Linked DNA regions of Homo sapiens: region 2 is linked to region 1. Evidence: read pairs that join two places in POLR2A ChIA-PET (ENCODE). Cell type or tissue: PC-3. All regions are shown on one strand. Each heading gives the region's core, and the rest is flanking DNA. Links, peaks and the distances in the headings are about the cores only.

Region 1 (9,624 bases), core at 3,132-8,131:
CAGGGGCAGCCCTGCGCCCCAGAGCCCCGAAATTATTCAAACAAATCAGCCCTACACCTGCTTACCCACCTCACCGTTAATTCCATGATGGAGGCTCCTGCCTTCTGGTCCTCTCTCCCTCTGCCTCCTGACCCACCCAGTGCCTCCCGGGCAGCCCCCTCCTCTAAGGAACTGTGAGTAATAAACTATCTTTTCAGCGGCAGTCGTTGCATGGTCTGTTGGCCTTGCTATACTTCAGATTTTCTGTTTCACATCCATTATTTTTAACCGTGGACTGCATCAGACACCTCTGTGCCCACTTCACATCCTCTTGACCTCCTGCTTGTCCCAGCCACGGTGCTGTCATGGTCTCTTCCATGTGGTCTTTGCACAGCTTTGCAACTCACTTCTTGCCAGAGCTGGCATGCTGTGAGGACTGCCTGTGGGAACTGCTTGGCACTCACACAGTGCAATCCAGAAGCACGAGGTCACTGGGTGGCCCAGTGGATGGATGGGAGCCTATGGCTGTGTGCCCCTCTGCCATCCCTGGGCCAGACAGCATTCAGCACCTCCCACAGGTTTCCACAGATGGCCCCTTGGGGTGGAGCACAGAACCCCACAGAGGTGGCCGGGTTGGCAGTGCCTCCTGCTGCTTTTCCTCCTTCCCTGCCTGGCTCCCCTGTGGCTCACTCACTCCTATCCCCTGGCATTGCTTCCCACCAAAACTTCCTGCACACAGACTCCTTTCTTCCAGGCAGTCCTTTCAGGGGGAGCTCAGGCTAAGGTGAGCCTTGGGTTGCCTTTCCCAAGGTCTGTGCTGAGAATGAAGGGAGATGGTGACGAGGGGAGCTAAGAGCTCCTTCCACCGGCATCCCTAGCTGGGGGTAGAGGGGGGCTCCTCCCTTGGTGAAGGGGAGAGGCATCTATAGGAAAAGAACTGAAGGCTGGCCATTGCTGGCTGTCTTCTATCCCTGGCCCAAATATTGGAGCAGCCCTGGGGCAGGGGAGCGAGAGCCCCTATGTGGATTGGAGGCACCCACCTGCCGCTGCCCCTGCTGGAGGTGTGACCTGAGGCTGAAGTGAGGAGGCAGGGCCAAGGGCAAGCCTCCGGTCTCCTCCTGCCCCACAGAGGCCTCATGCCCATTCTGGAGGCCAGAGCCCAGATGTGGAGACACCTGCTCCCCAACCGCCTGCAGTGCTCCAGGCACACGGCTGCAATCCTCTTAGCCTCTAGGGGGCTCTAGACTCCCTACCACACCTTCCCCAATACTTCCATGGGTCCTGAGGCTGAGGGGCTTTCTTCAGGGTGGAACAGCAGATCCAGTTAGGAAGGGCCCAAGTTTCAGTCCAGAACCACTGCTCCCGAGCTCTGATCTGTGCCTCAGTTTCCCCACCTGAAGAATGGAAATGACAAGGAGCAGTTCACAGGATGGGAAGGATGGCAGCAGAGAGGATAAGCTGGCTCCTGGGATGGGGCCTGGAGCCTGTCCCCTGGCAGGGGGTGTCTCCCTGCAGATGACAGAGAATGGGCTGCCTTTCCTTGCATGGAAGTCAGCACTGGGGTCAGGCTGGGCTGCAGCTGGGGGAACCTGGATGCCCCTGGGCACTGAGGGGGCACCTGAACTCTGAGCTGGGCCCAGGGCTGGGCCAGAGGCCTGCAGCAGGCCCCATGGTGGCCCAAATGCCAGGCTTTTGGGGGAGGTCATTTGTGGTTCAGCTCTTGGGTCCCATAAAGGAAGGCCCCGTGGGGAAGCGAGTTCTCTGTGAGCTTCAGTTCCTTTCTTTTCTTTTCTTTTTCTTTTTTTGTTTTATTTTTAAATTTTTTTATTTCAATAAGTTTTTGGGGGAACAAGTGGTGCTTGTTTTATTTCAATAGGGTTTGGGGGAACAAGTGGTTACATTAACAAGTTCTTTAGCAGTGATTTCTGAGATTTTGGGATTTTGGTGCGCCTATCACCTGAGTGGTGTACACTGTACCCAAAGTGTAATCTTTTATCCCTCACCACCCACCCTTTCCCCTGAGTCACCAAAGTCCAATGAATGGATCATTCTTATGCCTTTGCGTCCTCATAGCTTAGCACCCACACATGAGTGAGAACATACGATGTTTGGTTTTCCATTGCTGAGTTGCTTCACTTAGAATAATGGTCTCCAATTCCACCCAGGTTGCTGCGAATGTCATTATTTTGTTACTTTTTATGGCTGAGTAGTAGTCCATGGTATATATACACCACATTTTCTTTATCCACTTGTTGATTGATGGGCATTTAGATTGGTTCCATATTTTTGCAATTACAAATTGTGCTGTTATAAACATGTGTGTGCACGTATATTTTTTGTATAATGACTTCTTTTCCTCTGTGTAGATACCTAGGAGTGGGATTGCTGGATCAAATGGTAGATTTACTTTTAGTTCCATTCATGTCCTTAGCCCAGTTTTTGATGGGATTGTTTGTTTTTTCTTGCTGATTTGTTTGAGTTCTTTGTAGATTATGGATGTTAGTCCTTTGTCAGAGATACAGATTGTAAAGATTTTCTCCTACTTTATAGTTGTCTTAACAGACTCTGCTGATTATTTCTTTTTTGTTTTTTTGAGACGGAGTCTCGCTCTGTCGCCCAGGCTGGAGTGCAGTGGCGCGATCTAGGCTCACTACAAGCTCTGCCTCCTGGGTTCATGCCATTCTCCTGCCCCAGCCTCCTGAGTAGCTGGGACTACAGGTGCACACCACCACGCCTGTCTAATTTTTGTTGTATTTTTCAGTAGAGACAGGGTTTCACCATGTTAGCCAGGATGGTCTCGATCGCCTGACCTCGTGATCCGCCCACCTCAGCCTCCCAAAATGTTGGGATTACAGGCGTGAGCCACTGCGCCCAGCCTGATTATTTCTTTTGCTGTGCAGAAGCTTTTCAGTTTAATTAGGTCCCATCTATTTATCTTTGTTTTTGTTGCATTTGCTTTTGGGTTCTTGGTCATGAAGGCTTTGCCTAAGCCAATGTCTAGAAGGGTTTTTCCGATGTTATCTTCTGGAATCTTTATGGTTTCAGGTCTTAGATTTAAGTATTTGAGCCATCTTGAGTTGATTTTTGTATAAGGTGAGAGATGAGGATCCAGTTTCATTCTACATGTGGCTTGCCAATTATCCCAGCACCATTTATTGAATAGGGTTTCCTTTCTCCACTTTATGTTTTTGTTTGTTTTGTCAAAGATCAGTTGGCTGTAAGTATTTGGCTTTATTTCTGGGTTCTCTATTCTGTTCCATTGGTCTATGTGACTATTTTTATACCAGTACCATGCTGCTTTGGTGACTATGACCTTATAGTATAGTTTGAAGTTGAGTAATGTGATGGCTCCGGATTTGTTGTTTTTGATTCTGAGTCAGTTTCTTCATCTGTAAATGGGATGGCTCCAGCTGCCCTGTAGGGCTGTGAGAGTCCTGAGGTTTACTGATCCGATCCTGGCAGGAGACGTAGTCTGCAAACTAGGGGAAAGGGCTTAATGAGCTGGCCACTTACAGATGCTGCTTAAGGGATGGTGACAGTACAGAGAGCAGGAAGCCACCATTCCTGCCTCTAGGGAGTGGGAGCAGGGCTGTTACTGGAGCTCTCCCAAGCTGCAGCCCAGGAGAGGGCCACCCTCCCACCACAGTGGGGACTGTGGCTCTTAGTCAGGACATGGCCAGCCTCAACCCAGGAGATGCTGGATGAGTAGTTCTGGCCACTCTCTCCTTCCACCCTTCCAGTCTTCAGCTGGTGTCCCCATTGGTGAACCAGACCAGAGGCAAGGGCAAGGGGACCGTGGCAGCAGAGCACACAGGGCATGGAGAGGGATGGCTGTGGTCGTGGAGGAGGAAACAGAATGTTCAGTATAGTAAGTGAATTGCTGGCAGCCTGGGAGGCTGAGTTGTGCTCTGCCCTGGGTCCCTGGGGCTATAGCACCTATGAGAGAGACTTGCTCTCTGAACCCCTGGCCTGAGGCTGGCAGGAACCACCAGGCAGAGGGCACCCCACTGATGAGGGACGGAGGTGGTATAGGCCTGAGGCTGTACTAAGTGCTGGCAGCATGGTTTTTGTGACTGGGTCTGTGAGAACCAAGCCCATGAGGGAAGCTGGCCCAGCCAGGCCCTGGGAGCGTCTGGAATGTCAGACAGAGACAGAGAAACCAAGACGGTGCCTACCTGCAACCCAGAATCCTCAACAACCTCACACCCAGGCAGCCCCAGGTCATGCTGTCTCTGGGCTTTAGAGCCTCATCAGGGGCTGGTAAAAACTCTTCCTTGCAGCACCCCCTCAAGTGCTGGGCCACCTTGGACCTGTAACACCTCTCCCCAGGATCACCTCTTTCTGTGCCACCTCACCGCAGGCAGTGACGGGAGGTTCCTAGAGGATACCTGGGTGCCTGGCCCCCAAAATCTGGTGACAGAGGCTGGGACAAGACAGGGGCAGCTCCTAACCCCACCTGTGAATCAGGCTGGGCCAGGGCTATCCTGTCTTTGTCCCGCTTGGGTCTCCTGCCCAGCCTGGCCAATCTGCACAGACCTTATCTCGGCCATCCATCCAGGCCACCTGGACTAACCAGTCCTGCCAGAAACTGGATCTGGCCACAAATGCCCCTCCCTGGGGGAGAGGGCAGTGAGACAAGCCCCCCACCTTCCACTGGCCTTTCCTGCTGGCTGAGCCAGAGGGGCAGGGCCCAGGGGTAGAGGAGTTGGGCCTCTGGGCTCTCCTCCCCTCCCCCGCCCTCTCCTGTGACAGGCAAGGCTGGGTCTAAGCTGAGAATGACGCATGGCCCAACAGACAGACTGAGCCATGTCCCTCTCCTACCCAGTTGCTCAGCTGCCAGGGAGTCACAGCCAGGGCCAGGAAGGGAGGGATCGCTGCAGAGAGTCGAGGAGCCACGCAGTGAGCTCCCAGGACCAATTTTTCTTTGTTCAAGAGGGAAACTGAGGCCCAGAGAGGCTCTTCTTTATTTGTAAAGCTGTTTAATAATCCATCATATGGGACCACCAACTTTTTCCTTTATATAAATTGTCTCTTGTGTGCCTAAAGGTAAGCATTCTACCCATGTAGTCTTATGTCTTCCTCAGACGGCCCTGGAGGGGTTGGGTATTGCCATTATTCCCACCTTACAGATGAGGAAACTGAAGTTCAGAGAGGTTAGGACAGTTGCCCAGAATCACACAGCTGGGCTGAGATTGGAACTCTCATCCACTTGCAAAGCTGTGCTCTTGGGGTGGCTTCCAGGTTTCCCCATGACATAACTGGGTCTTCTTTGTCCACTCATCTTATTCGTGCCCTTTAAAGATAAATTCAGCCTGGGCAACATAGTGAGACCCCATCTTTCCAAAAAAATTTAAAAAGTAGCTGGGTGTGTTGGTGCACACCTGTGGTTGCACTATTTGAGGGATGCTGAGGCAGGAGGATTGCTTGAGTCCGGAGGTCAAGGCTGCAGTGAGCTGCGATCGTGCTACTGCACTCCAGCCTGGGTGGCAGAGCGAGACCCTGTCTCAATAAATAAATAAATTTTAAAAAATGAAGATAAATTATTCGAGGTAAGTCACTGGATCAAAGCTTCCGCAGAATTTTGAGTGTCATATTGACAAACTGCACGCCAGAAGCAGGGTCCATGGGGGCTCCACCTGTCCCACAGCTGCCCGGCACTGCTTGTTGTCAGTATTCTTGCCTTTTACTCCAGAAATGAGGAATGATACCATGTGATTCCATGCGCATAACCTAGACTTGAGGCATCTCGTCTGTGTTGGCCATTTCTGTACCTTCTGGCGTGAATCCCAATCCTCTGTTCTTTGCAGGAGAAGACAAGGGTTGGGAGGCCACAGGTTCCTACTGCTCTCTGGCCTCAGGCTACTCACCTGCAAAATAAAGAGAGAGGGTGCTCCTGGGATGATACTAGCAGCTGACCCTGGCAGGGGACACCAGCTCCTCCGGCCTGATTCCAGCTGCAGGAATGTTTCTCCTCCCAGGTCTTGCCCCAGGCCTGACTCCTGACACTAGGCAGTAAATAACTTTCCATTTGGTCACCCCTGTTTTGGAGAATCTTTTGCTCTGGAGAAAGTGGGCGTGTGCCCCAGTCAAGCCCCACCCCAGTTACCTAGGAGGAGACAGGACCTTAGGGTTGGGTCAGGATGGGTGGGAGAGGGGTAGGTCTGGGAGGGTGGGGATCCTGGCATCCTAAGCATGAGTGTCATTGCCCACGAGGGCCCTGAGCTGCGGGCATCCACATCCCCAGGCCACATCGCTGCATGTGAGGCCAGACGTATCATCCCAAGGCCACCACACCAGGTGGCTGCAAGGCCGGTGGGACAAACCTGGCTCCTGCCTCCTCCTAAGCCCACCAGTCCTCTCTGCCCTGGAGCAGCGCTCATAGTACAGATGGGAAGACTGAGGCAGGAATGGGCAGCGATTGGGTCCCAGCCACCCACAGTGGGTACAGAGGTCTGGCTGGCCTAGGACCAGTTGGGAGGGATGGGGCTGCCCCCCACATGTGCCCCACACCCTTGGCAGCGGCAAATCCCAGCCCCTGCTCCAGGGCTCCAGGTGTGTGGACAGCAGGTTCCTTTGCAGGGAGTGCGAGCAAGAACACAGGCCAGGGACGCCCAGCGACTGGAGTGGGTCACCTGGCGCCGGGGGGAGGGAGGAGCGGGTCCCAGGGCAAGGACGACGCGGTCTTCACGGGAGCCTCGGCATGATGTGGGAGCGGAGTTGTCCCCCACCCCCCAGGTCAGCTGCCCGAGCGCCGCCGGGCGAGGCCGGCCGCCAGCGGGCCATCTGCATGACAAAGGCGCGCCCCGGCGGTGCGAGCGGGAGAGGGGCGCCCCGAGCTCCGCCCGCCCGCAGGCCCGCAGCTGCCCTGCTAAGCCTCCACCCCGCGGCCCGGAGATTTGGGGGGCGGGGGCGGCACGCGAGCCCGGGCGCTCAGCTGTGTTTGCTCGGGGGGGAGCCAGGCGGGGCGGCGGGGCTGGGGCGCGGGACAAAGGCCCGGATCTGACCGACCCCGCAGGTGGCGCGGGGGAGGGGGCGGACGCTCCGGGAGAGGGCGATGGGGGAGGGGCGGCCTCCCGGCTGCCCAACCCCAGCGCCCAGAAGCTGAGACCCCCTCGGGGGGCCGCAGTCCCCGAAACCTGGCCTGGGGATCACCTGGGTCCTCCTCCAGGCCCCCGGCCCTTTCCTGGAATTCCAAATGTTCAGCAAATGCGGCCACCGTCCGGGCGGGCTGCTTGATTTGTCCTCAGCTCCAACAACACTTTCTCCCTGGTGCCTCCTCCAGTGCCAGCAGGGGTGCCCAACGCCATGTCCCCGGACCACCCTCTCCTGGGAGCCTCTCTCTTCACTTTCCCGCATGTCCAGGGAGCCAGCTGGCCTTCCCAGCCCCACATTCACCGCAACCAGCCCCTTCGCCTTTCCCGCTCCAGGAAACAGTCCCTCCACACTCCCGCTGCCCAGGCCAAACCCGCAGGCACCGGCCTCCACGCCTCTCTCTCCGCTGGCTCCACCTTGGACGTCTCCCCAGAGGCGTCTCCCCCTCCCAGTTCCGGCCGCTGGTCCCGCCGCCATCGTGCTCACCTGGACCAGTGAGCACCCTCCCTCCTGTACGCGGCTCTATCCCGCTGCAGCCCATTCTCCTGCAGCAGCCGGAGGGTCTGTTAAAGCCAAGTCAGAGATCCTCCCTCCTCTGCTCCACACTCTCCCTTGGCTCCCACCTCACTCACAGGAAAAGCTCACCCCGCAGTGGGCTCCAGGACCACCTGATCTCACGACTGCCACCTCCCCCATCTCTGGCCTGTCTTTCCACTCAGCCTCCCCAGTCTCCTTGGTTTCTCCTTGGGCGGCCAGGCCTCCGGCCTCTGCATGGCCGCTACCTCTGCTTGGAACACACTTCACGGGACATCTGTGTGCCTCACTCCCGCGCTTCCTTCAGGCCTTTACTGAAATGCCGCCTCCTCAGTGAGGCCCTCCTTGGTTTAAAATGTCAGCATGCCTTCTTCAACTCCTTTTGCCTTGCTGTCTGCCCTAGTTTTTCTCCTCGGCACTTCTTCCTATTGGCATTTCTGCACGTGGTACTCATTCCCGTTGCTCATTTTGTTTTTTGTCTTTCCCATTGACTGTAAGATGCACCAGGGCAGAGACTGTCTCCTGTTGGCTGTTGTGACCCCCAAACCTAGCATGGTCCCTGGAACACAGTAGATGCTCAGTAAATATGTGCTGGATAAATGAGTAAATTAAATCCTTTACGCCTCCACAGCACCCTGTAAGGTAGGCCCTCTGTAAGGTAGACACCCTCCTCCCCATTCTACAGATGACAGTGCTGAGGCACAGAGAGTAAGTCACTTGCCTGGGTCTCATGGCTAGAAAGTGTGGGAGGCCGGATTTGAATCCAGGACCTCACTTCCCAGTAAGGTCTCAAACTAGTGGCCCACACACTGTTTTTGGCTCTCAGAAAGGTTTTGTGTGGCTCGAACAGTTTCAGAAAAAATTGAATAAACTGTGGCCATTTAAAAATCAGGAGGCCAGGCATGGTGGCTTACGCCTGCAATCCCAGCACTTTGAGAGGCTGAGGCAGGAGGATTGCTTGAAGCCAGGAGTTTGAAACCTGGGCAACATAATGAGACGTCCCCCACCCCCACCTCTACAAGAAATAAATATAAGACTGGCATGATGGTACATGTCTGTAATCTCAGCTATTTGGGAGGCTGAGGCAGGAGGATCACTTGGGCCCAGGAGTTTGAGGCTGCACTGAGCTAAGATTGCACCACTGTACTCCAGCCTGGGCAACAGATTGAGACTTCATTTCTAAAACACAACAAAACAAAAAAATCAGGATGCTTTATGCAAAATTCCAGACCTCCAGCTTTCCTTGCAAAATCGGAACCTCTGGCCACACCGTGTCCCCAATCCCACAAGGCAGCCACTGGCAGGGGCTGAGTGGCACTGCTCCTCAGGACTGGCATGGACTGCCTTCATGCCCAGTCTCCACCCCACTGCTCCTGCCCCTGCCCCAGGCCTCCCTCCCGTGAGCGTGAGCATTCTGTGCCTCTGCTCTTGCTGTTCCCTCCGCCTGGAATCCTCTTTCCACAGTTCTTGGCCTGGCTGTCCCCTTCTTGTCACTCAAGGCTTAGCCCCTCCGGAAGCCCTCCGTGCCCACTTTGGCTAAGGATCATGATCTGAAGTCACTTTACGAGTGTATTTGGTGCCTGCACACTGTCTGTCTCCCTAAGGAGGATGGCAGCTCCAGTCGGCAGGAGCCAGTTCAGCCCATTGCTCCCGTCCAGGGCAGCACCTGTGCCCACACCAGGCTGCAGGCTTGTTGATTGACGGAATGAATGAGCCGATGAATGAATGAAGAACTTGCGGGTGGCAGCCGCTGTTGTGAGCACTTCCCATGCCTGGAGCACTGTCCTCTGTGCACAGCAGGCTTCTGTGCGAGCTGGGGCTGGGTCACACACAGATCTCTTGCCGGGGATTCAAGCTGTGGTGGCTTCTGTGTTCCCAGCCAGGGCCTCAGGCTCTGTGACAACCTTGAGAGGCATGGGCAACCCTATCCCCCACTCCAGTGCCCAGCTCTCGCTGCAGATCTGGGGCTCTGAGTCTTCCGGGTCAGCTGAGCTGGGCCACATGAGGGTCACCTTCCTG
Region 2 (9,624 bases), core at 1,953-6,952, 130 kb before region 1:
GTGAGAGAGAGAGAGAGAGATGACGAGCTCAGGCAGGGATGGCTTCTCCAGTGCCCACAATGTGCCAGGACTCTGCTGTGCCACTGTGGGCCTTTCCTCACCCCTCCCTCCCAGACATCAAGCTCTGGTTTCCAGCTGTGTTCCTTGAAGCCGTCGGGCTCTCTGGTGACAGCCACAGAGCCTCTGAGCAACTTTGCTTTCAGCTATTTTCCATGACCCAGTCCTGGGTAAGGCTTCATTTGAATGAAGGGTTCTGCTGCTAAAAAAAAAAAAAAAGTCGGAAAAACCACCTGATCACAACTTTCTAAGGCAGCTATTTTGTTTTGCAATGAGATATTTGCAGTGGTTTCACTAAAGCCTGATCTTCCCACTGGACTGTCGGCCTGTGAGGATGAGGACGTGTCTATCACAGTCAGTATGCCCTGAATGAATGGGTGTCACCCTCCTCCCCCTAGTGAGAGATAAGGACCTCAGGCTCAGAGAGGTTATGTGGTTTTCTCAAAGCCACACAGCAAGATTTGGCAGGTGAGCCTTACTTCTCTTCCTGGGCTAGCCTGCGGTCAGGGGCAAGGCTTTTGGATGATAAGAGTGAGGTGCAGTCAGCTCTAGATTGGGGGTGGCAGAGGGAAAAGGAGGGGGGGTTCCCAAAGCACCATTCTGCTTTCTGTGAGAAGGGATTTCCCCTCAACAACTTCTGTCCCATTTTTCAGAGCTAAAGTGACAAGCCACATCCACGTCCCTGGTTAAAGGTGCTCCCCCTGCAGGAAACACATGTGCACTTGGGATGGAGCCCTCTGTGCGGGAGCGGCTTGCTCACCTCTCAGCCAGTGCCAGCTGGGTGGGTCTCTCCCAGCTCTCGAATCCTAACTGCAGCCACCATTTATTCAGCACCTGTTATGCACCAGGCACTTTATGTATCTTATTGCTAACCCTCAAAACAAGCCCTTCCCAACATAAGCGCTTTTGTGCCAAACCCATAGGTCTGAAACTGAGACCCAGAGAGGCTGAATGACATGCTCACAGTCACACAGCAGGCAGTGGCAGGCAGTAGTGAAGTCGGCTCTATGGATTGTATACCTGGGCTCCTCCAGGCCTCTGCGCTGCCCGGCCTGATACCCTAGCAGGTTGGGTATTCAGAGGTGCCTGGGGAGCTTGTTAAAAGTGTAGATTCCAGGCCTCCTTACCCTTAGAGACTGTGACTCAGTATCCGGGGCAGGGCCCAGGCATCTTCATTTTGACAGGCCGTCCCGGTGGCTGCCATGCGCAGGCAGGTTTTAGGAACATCATGGGTGGATGATTCCTGGTCTCCCCAGCCCTCTTGACCTGGCCACAGAGAGCTGCCTTTCCAGCGAGGTCAGCCGAGATGACGCTGCCGGGAGAGCAGTCTTCTCTGTAGTCCCCGGAGGGGACTCCTCGGAGGAAGGATGAGTCTGAGGGTTCCGGTTGTCTTGGCCTGAGACCACCCAAGGTCTTTTAACAGAAAAAAACTTTACCCATTCCCAGTGTTGATTTCATACCTTTATTTTATATATCTATTTTTATTGTGGTGAAATACATATAACAATAAAATTGCTGGGCGTGGTGGCTCACGCCTGTAATCCCAGCACTTTGGGAGGCCGAGGCGGGCGGATCACGAGGTCAGGAGATCCAGACAATCCTGGCCAACATGGTGAAACCCTGTCTCTACTAAAAATACAAAAAAATAGCCGGGTGTGGCTGCACACACCTGTAGTCCCAGCTACTCAGGAGGCTGAGGCAGGAGAATCGGTTGAACCTGGGAGGTGGAGGCAGCAGTGAGCCGAGATCGCACCACTGCATTCGAGCCTGGGCGAAAAAGTGAGACTCCATCTCAAACAAAACAAAACAAAACAAAACAAAACAAAACAATAAAATTTACCACCATAACCATTTTAAAGTATAGAGTTCATTGGCATGAGATACAATCATATTGCTGTGCAACACTCACCACTGTTCATCTCCAGAATGTTTTTCATTGTCCCAAACTGAAATTCTGCACCCATTAAACACTAACTCCCCATTCTCCCTCCTCCAGCCCCCGGCAACCACCTTCTACTTCTCTGTGTCTGTGAATGTGACTGCTGGGGATCTTATATGAATAGAATCATGCAGGACTTGACTTTGTGTGCCTGGCTTATTTCACTCAGCATCATGTCCTCCAGGTTCACCGATGTGGCAGCAGAGCTCAGAACCTCCTTCCTTTTTAAGGCTGTGTAATAGTCCATTGTGGGACAGGCTGCATTCATTTATCCATTCATCTGTAGATGGACACTTGAGTTTCTCCCACCTTTTGGCTATTGTGACTTTGGCTTATTTTAACATTATATAAAATGAGGCCAGGCATGGTAGCTCCTACCTGTAATCCCAGCACTTTGGGAGGCTGAGGTGGGAGGATTGCTTGAGCCTAGGAGGTTGAGGCTGCAGTAAGCTGAGACCAAGCCATTGCACTCCAGCCTGGGCCACAGAGCAAGACTCTGTCTCTAAAAAGTCAGCCAACCAATCAATCAATCGTTCAATCAATCTGTGCTCACCTAAAGCTAAACATTGGTACTGTCTACTCCTACAACAAGATGAAAATGAAAGATAAGTTAAATCCAACCAAAATTACAAGATGAATAAAATTCAAGTGAATGGTATTAGTCTATGCCAATGAATAATGCTGTCTTGCTTGAAACAGGAATGTGGTGCTGATGGGCTCAGTGCAGCTTCCGTGGAATCTGGCACATTCTGTAACCACTGTGACAACTCCCTTTTCCTCCTCCTTTTCTCTGTTTGAACTCCTGCAAAGCCTCAGTGTCTTAAAACACATCCAAGTGCCATTGCCCTTCTCTTGTCATGAATGCGTCCTTTCTATCTGACATCCACCTTTCTTTCCTTAGTATCCTGTGGCCATTAAAGTCGCACCGAATGGCTCTCAGGCCATGACCAAACTGAACATTGGGACTGGAATTTTGCAGGTGCAAATAATCATGGAAAATGACTTCCTAAAGTTAAAAACTCTTGGTGAACTAGCAGTCTGGAGACCATGCCCATTGGCCCCAGCTGCAGAGGCGGTGGTCCAACCTCCTCTTCAGGTTGCTTCCACCTGCCTGTGTAGTTCTCTGCTGTCTGAAGTTACTCTCTGGTCGCCCTGGTTATCAGGAGGCTTCAAGGCTGTGCTGGCTGACTGCAGATAGCATCTCAATCTATTTCCAAATCCGAGTCCCCACGAGGCACCTGTCGGGTTCTTCTCCACTTCTATTTATTTATTTATTTAAAGACAGGGTCTTGATCTGCCCCTAGGCTGGAGTGTAGTGGTGTAGTCATGGCTTGCTGCAGCCTCAACTTCCTGAGCTCAAGCCATCCTTCCGCCTCGGCCTCCCGAGTCGCTGGAGGCCACAGGTGTGCACCACCATGCCTATTTATTTACTTATTTTTGTAGAGATGGGGTCTCACTTTGTTGCCTAGGCTGGCCAACTGCTGGCCTCAATAGATCCTCTCGCCTCAGCTCCCCAAAGTGTTGGGATTACAAGCATGAGTCACCGCACCCTGTGGCTTTTTCACTTTTAACTCCCAATGCATTGCCATGCAGAAAGGCTATGCAAGATCTGAGATAAGAAAAACCCCCTCCCCAGATTATGGACCCTGCACCATGCCTTTGGCATTTGGGACCTCTCTTTCCTGATTTCTTTCTTCTTTTCTCCCCCAGGCATGGGCCATGCAGAACTTTTATTATTATTTATTTATTTATTAACTTTGAGACGGAGTCTCGCTCTGTCATCCAGCTGGAGTGCAATGGCATGATCTCGGCTCACTGCAAGCTCCGCTTCCCGGGTTCAAGTAATTCTCCTGCCTCAGCCTCCCAAGTAGCTGGGATTACAGGTGCCCGCCACCACGCCTGGCTAATTTTTTGTATTTTTAGTAGAGACAGGGTTTCACTATGTTGGCCAGGCTGGTCTCAAACTCCTGACCTCATGATCTGCCCACCTCGGCCTCCCAAAGTGCTGGGATTACAGACGTGAGCCACTGTGCCCGGCTTCAACTTTTATTATTTTTAACAATATGACTCACCATTATTGAGCACCTACTATGTGCCAGAGACTGTGCTAAGTTGTTAAAAAAATTTTTTTTAGAGATGGGGTCTTGCTATGTTGTCCAGGCTGGTCTCAAACTCCTAGCCTCAAGTGACCCTTCTGCCTCAGCCTCCCACAGTGCTGGGATTACAGGCGTAAGCCACGGCTCCTGGCCTATACTAAGTTCTTGACACCCGCTGTCTCTGTGTCCTCAGTGCACCCCAGGAAGGACCGTAGTGCTTCTGCTCCCTGCATGGGGACCTTCAGAGAAGTCCAGTAGCTCTCCTGGGACCACACATGCAGGAAGTGGCAAGGCCAGGTCTGGCTCACCCCTCTGAGGCTCCACACTGTCCCACCATTGGGTTCATTCTTTGGGTAAAATGTTGGGCTGGGTGCTGTCTGGTTCTATCAGTGGGAGAGACTGGCTTTGAAGCCATTCCCAGGCCGCCCCTGCCCCAGCGCGGGAAGTTGGCCGTTCTCTTCTGGGCTGGCGCTTCCTGAGGCAGCCAGTGCTGGAGACAACAACCATCTTTCTCCCAACATCAGTTTTTCCCTCCATTGTTTAATGACTGCGGCTCTAATCTGACTCCGTTCTGTTCTCTTTCATTGTAAATGTGTGGGGGCCCTTTAGGCGGGATGAGTAAACCAGGCTTCGGGGGGCTAGCTGGGGCACCCACAGCCATTTATACCATTGTTTATGTGGGAAAGCGGTTTCGTCATCCAAACAACAGCCTTACAAAAGAATGTTAGGAACACAATTAGTTTGTAAATTGGTCACTTCCTGTCTTTGTTGGGGTGGAGTGAGGATGGGCACAGTAGTTAGTTTTAAATACTAAATGAGATAGTACATGAAAAAAAAAAAAGCCCAAAACACAGTGATTAGGGCACTGGACCCTCTCAAAAAATTCGTAGTCACCACGACATTCTTATTATTGTTATCATCGTTTCACATGATGGTAAAATCTGTGTGGCTCAGGAAGGCAGAACAGAGACCAGTGAGTTGCAGGTGGTGACCTTCTCCTGGAGTAAAGGGCTTCCTAATCCATCAAGTCCATTCACAGTGGAGCAGACTGGCAGTGAGCTCCCCCATCCCTGAGGGTGTTCAAGCAGAGGCTTGGCCTGGGCAACAGGACCCTTGAACATTCCATCCAAATGTCGAGTTCTAGCTTCTCTCCCTCCCTCAGCAAGCCCTCAGCTGGGGCCATGCTGCCCCCCGCCCCCAACAGCCAGCACACATCGCTGCTTTGATTCTGCAAAATGGACCAAGCAGCTGCAATGGACTTGCCGGACAGCAGAGCGCAATTGCCAAAGGCAAGGACTCTGGAGCGTGGAGGTCCTGGGTTCGAATCCTGACTTTGCCACTGCCCAGGAGCTTAAACATAGGCAGGGGACTAACAGTTTCTGGGCCTGTCAAATCGGCCCAGTGAGTAGCACTGATCAGCTGAGGCTCTCGGGAGGATTACATTAGGTAAAATATGTAAAGTGCCTAGTTTGGAACAAGACTCTAGTTCCATCACCTGCCAGCAGGGCAAGTCACTCAATCTCTCTGAGTGTCACTAACTTCAGCTCTGAAGCCGGGTGGTGATGTCTTCTGAGCACAAGGTCACGGTCATCGTGATGCTGGCAGCCACTCTGGGAAATATCAGGCACAGGGTGGACCCTTGGCAGGTGGTGATTATCCCAGCCTTAGCCAAATCCATCCCCTGTGCCATGAAGCCCCCCTCAGTTTTTCTTTCTAATAACAGCTAACCCTGAGCATGTGCCATGTGCCAGGCATGGTGCTAAGCAATTTCAATACAGTAACTCACATTCTCAGTACAGCCCTGTGGAATGGGCAGTGTTGTCATAGCCGCAGCATGGAACGGGCAGGGGAGGAGTGCAGAGGAGTGCAAAGGGACTCACTCAGATTCACACAACCAGTTAAATGGCAGGGCCAGAGTCTGACTGCAAAAGTCTTGCTCAAGAGAAGATCAATCTGCAGACCCACAAGGCTGGCCAGCTAAGTGCCCTGTGTCCAGCCGTGTCCCTTTGCCACATTGGTGGTGGCCCCGGCATGCCCGACTATGGTCTGGCTGGGAGTGTAAGGTGCTCACGGGCTCAGGGAGGGCTTGGAACCTCCCTTTGTACTCACCAGCACCACGCTCTGAGCCTCCGCAGACCCCATGTAGATAGTCTCTGGGAAGTCAGTTTCTCAATCTTGACACCCACCCCCCACAGCTCAGGCTGCAAAAGCCCTGGCCTGGACAAGGTGGTGTGGCCAAGAGGTAATGTGGAGAGGGGCAGTAAGTCGGGAGGTGGCTGCTGTACCCTGGCCCTACGACCAAGGCTGTGACTTTGTGCAATCTAGCCGAGCTCTCTGAATTTCCCTTCCTCCTCTTTTTTATTGAATATATATATATTTAACACAGATGGGGTCTTGCCATGTTGCCAAGGCTGGTCTTGAACTCCTGAGCTCAAATGATCCTCCCACCTTGGCCTCCCAAAGTGCTAAGATGACAGGTGTGAGCCACCATGCCCAGCCCCTTCCTCCTCTTTTAACATGAAGAGTCACTAGAGATTTCCCAGTAGCAATTCCAACACAAACTTTCTCTCAGTTAGGACAAGAGCTAGAAATACTATTTATGTTGGTGGGAAAGTAGATTAGGACAATACAATCAAGAAGAGAGACCTTGAGCGAGGCTGAATGTAGGAAGTGGCTAAAATATTGACCAAAATTCCTCCTGAGACCTTAGAGTTCCCTTTGTAAATAAGCTGTTCCCTACCGTGAGAACTAGGGATAGGGAAGGTGAGCAGATGGGCTGAGCTGGGGCCTAGGGCAGAAGGAAGAAAGGACCAGGGGTTGTACTGTACTCAGTCTCTCTTTTCCAGAATGTCTTCAGAATCTGTCTTCTAGATTGTTCCTTCCCTGTCAGATTTTGAGGCAGAGGCTTGGCTCTCAGACCTCCTGTGGTGATGCTGTTCTAATCTGTGACTTGCTTTTGGGCCTTTGTTTCCCATTCCCTGCAATTAAAGCACACTGTCACCAAGTGGCAGTGGTGTTTCTATCTTGCCTATGTGCTCGGAAGATTTAACGGTGGCTGTGAATTCAACCAGAACTGAAGACATTGGCTTAAATTTTATTTTATTTTATTTTTATTTTTTGCGACAAGCCTTGGTCTGTTGCCCAGGCTGGAGTGCAGTGGTGTGATCATGGCTCACTGCAGCCTTGACCTCCCGGGCTCAAACAATCCTCCTGTCTCAGCCTCCCAACTAACTGGGACTACAGGTGTGTACCACTATATTCAATTAATTTTTAATTTTTTTATAGAGATGAGGTCTCACTATATTGACCAGGTTGGTCTCGAATTCCTGAGCTCAAGTGATCCTCCGGCCTCAGCCCCCTAATATGTTGGAATTACAGGCGTGAATCACCATGTCTGGCCTTTTTTTTTTTTTTTTTTTTGGTGGAAACAGAATTCTGTATTAGCATTTTGGCTGCTGCGAGTTGCCAACTCTGTTCTTAATACTGCCTGCCTTTAGGAGTCCATAGTCGCAGACCTTTTCCCTCAGATTCTCATTACATTCCTGATATAACATCATGGTAGAGATCTCTTTAGGAATGGAAAGGGGAGACTCCTTCCGTGGAGTGAAAAGCTTGTCTTTTTCCTTTGAAAAATGAGGTGAGACTTTTGATTTTTGCAAAGGCACTAGGTGGTTTGTAGCAGCCCTTCCACTGAGGACGCCCAGAGGAGCTGCACAAAACAGTCCAGTCGAAGGCCTGCCGGAAGGCACTGGAGAGCTGACGGTGGGATGAAGATCCACGCAAAGGAAACATGGGGAAAGGTGAGCTCAGCATTTGGGGTCACTTTTTCCTTGAGGGCGATTGCCAGTGTCAGAAGAGGTGGCTGAGGGCTGAGCGGTGCTTTCGCAGATTGTGAGGATAACGGAGAGAAGGTGGTGGGAGCTTGTTCCTGGCTTGCATTTTTGGTTGGGACCGCGCAGCACTACACCCGGGCATACGGGTGGACTGGAGACCTGCACCAGTCCTGGCGAGATTTGCTGCTCAGTTTCAGAGAATATCAAACTCTACAGCTGGATTTAGGATTGCCCATGCCCTCGGCACCTGGAAGAAGCCATTTGAATACCTTTCTGGAGGAAGATAGCAGCATTCTAGGTCTCATTATTTCTATTAACAATGTTTAAAATTTTAACGTCAAGCACACAATAATAGTAGCTAGGCCCAAGCAGAAACAAGACTGCACGAACGAATGCCAGGAGAGACAACAGATAACAGAAAACAGACAAGAAGAAACGGATGCCTCTCATTTTGGAAAATCAAAAAAGAAAAAAAAGAGTGAGAAATGGACAGATCCACAATTATAGTAGGAGGTTTTTATATACTTCTTGCTTCTCTCACTAACTCATAGAACAAGCAGAAATATATCAGTAGGATATACAGATTTAAATAACATGATCAGCCAACTTCAGACAGATACAACAACTACTCAGGTTACACATTTTTTTCAAGCCCACATTGGAAATTTACCAAAATGGATTCATACTGGGAAACAACTCTCAAAAACGTTTCAAAGAATTGAAATTATACAAAATATATTCTCTGACCACAATATAATTAAGTTAGAAATACTCATTAAAAAGATAACCAAGTTGGCCAGGTGCAGTGGCTCACGCCTGTAATGCCAGCACTTTGGGAGGCCGAGGTGGGTGGATCACGAGGTCAGGAAATCAAGACCACCCTGGCTAACACGGTGAAACCCCATCTCTACTAAAAATACAAAAAATTAGCTGGGTGTGGTGGCGGGTGCCTGTAGTCCCAGCTACTCTGAAGGCTGAGGCAGGAGAATGGCGTGAACCTGGGAGGCGGAGCTTGTAGTGAGTGGAGATCGCGCCACTGCACTCCAGCCTGGGTGACAGGGCGAGACTCCATCTCAAAAAAAAAAAAAAAAAAAAAAAAGATAACCAAGTCTTCAAATGTTTGGAAATTAAACAGTACTCTTTCTTTTCTTTTCTTTTTTTTTTTTTTGAGACAGAGTTTCACTCTCGTTGCCCAGGCTGGAGTGCAATGGCACAATCTTGGCTCACTGCAACCTCTGCCTCCTGGGTTCAAGTGATTCTCCTGCCTCAGCCTCCCGAGTAGCTGGGATTACAGGCATGTGCCGCCACACCTGGCTAATTTTGTATTTTTAGTAGAGACGGGGTTTCTCCATGTTGGTCAGGCTGGTCTCGAACTCCCGATCTCAGGTGGTCTGCCTGCCTTGGCCTCCCAAAGTGCTGGGATTACAGGTGTGAGCCACCATGCCCGGCCGAACAGCAGTCTTAAAAAACTCTCAGGCCTGAGAAAAAGCGTGATGGCAATTAAAATTATGTTTTGAACAAACGATAATTAAAATATTACATGTACAAACGTTGGAATGCAGTTAAAGCCATGCTTAGAGGGACAATTATGGCCTGAATGCATATGTTAGAATTGAGGAGAGATTAAAAATAAATGATCCAGGGAATTGTTTCTCTCTTTATTGCTCCGGTTTGAAAGTTGTACTGGGGAGTGTAACTT

The links. Peaks named below come from ENCODE experiments on the same cell type or tissue, not always from the same donor. Only the 100,000 strongest peaks of a DNase experiment are listed, where the experiment ranks them.
Region 2: POLR2A ChIA-PET joins it to region 1 with 7 read pairs; 5 of 35 experiments call an interaction of 5 or more read pairs at or near these places.

The regions. Positions count from the first base shown.
Region 1 is chr3:128,430,301-128,439,924 of GRCh38, reverse strand. LOC124909428 (a long non-coding RNA gene) reads right to left here and starts at 7,519. Exons shown (of 2, transcript XR_007096075.1): 1 at 7,132-7,519; 2 at 4,942-5,846. RefSeq lists enhancers at 3,646-4,333, 6,318-6,898, 6,899-7,478, 7,479-8,059. In PC-3, for the core only: no CTCF peak of the experiment used is centred there; DNase peaks (open chromatin) are centred at 3,434, 4,664 and 5,904; H3K4me3 peaks cover 1,883 bases; H3K27ac peaks cover 3,735 bases.
Region 2 is chr3:128,563,872-128,573,495 of GRCh38, reverse strand. LINC01565 (long intergenic non-protein coding RNA 1565) reads left to right here. Exons shown (of 3, transcript NR_125802.1): 3 at 1-1,496. Among named protein-coding and RNA genes, the nearest start is that of LINC01565, 7.4 kb to the left of the region's middle. RefSeq lists enhancers at 3,884-4,560, 4,561-5,239, 5,918-6,596 and a silencer at 4,556-4,850. In PC-3, for the core only: a CTCF peak has its summit at 5,571; no DNase peak of the experiment used is centred there.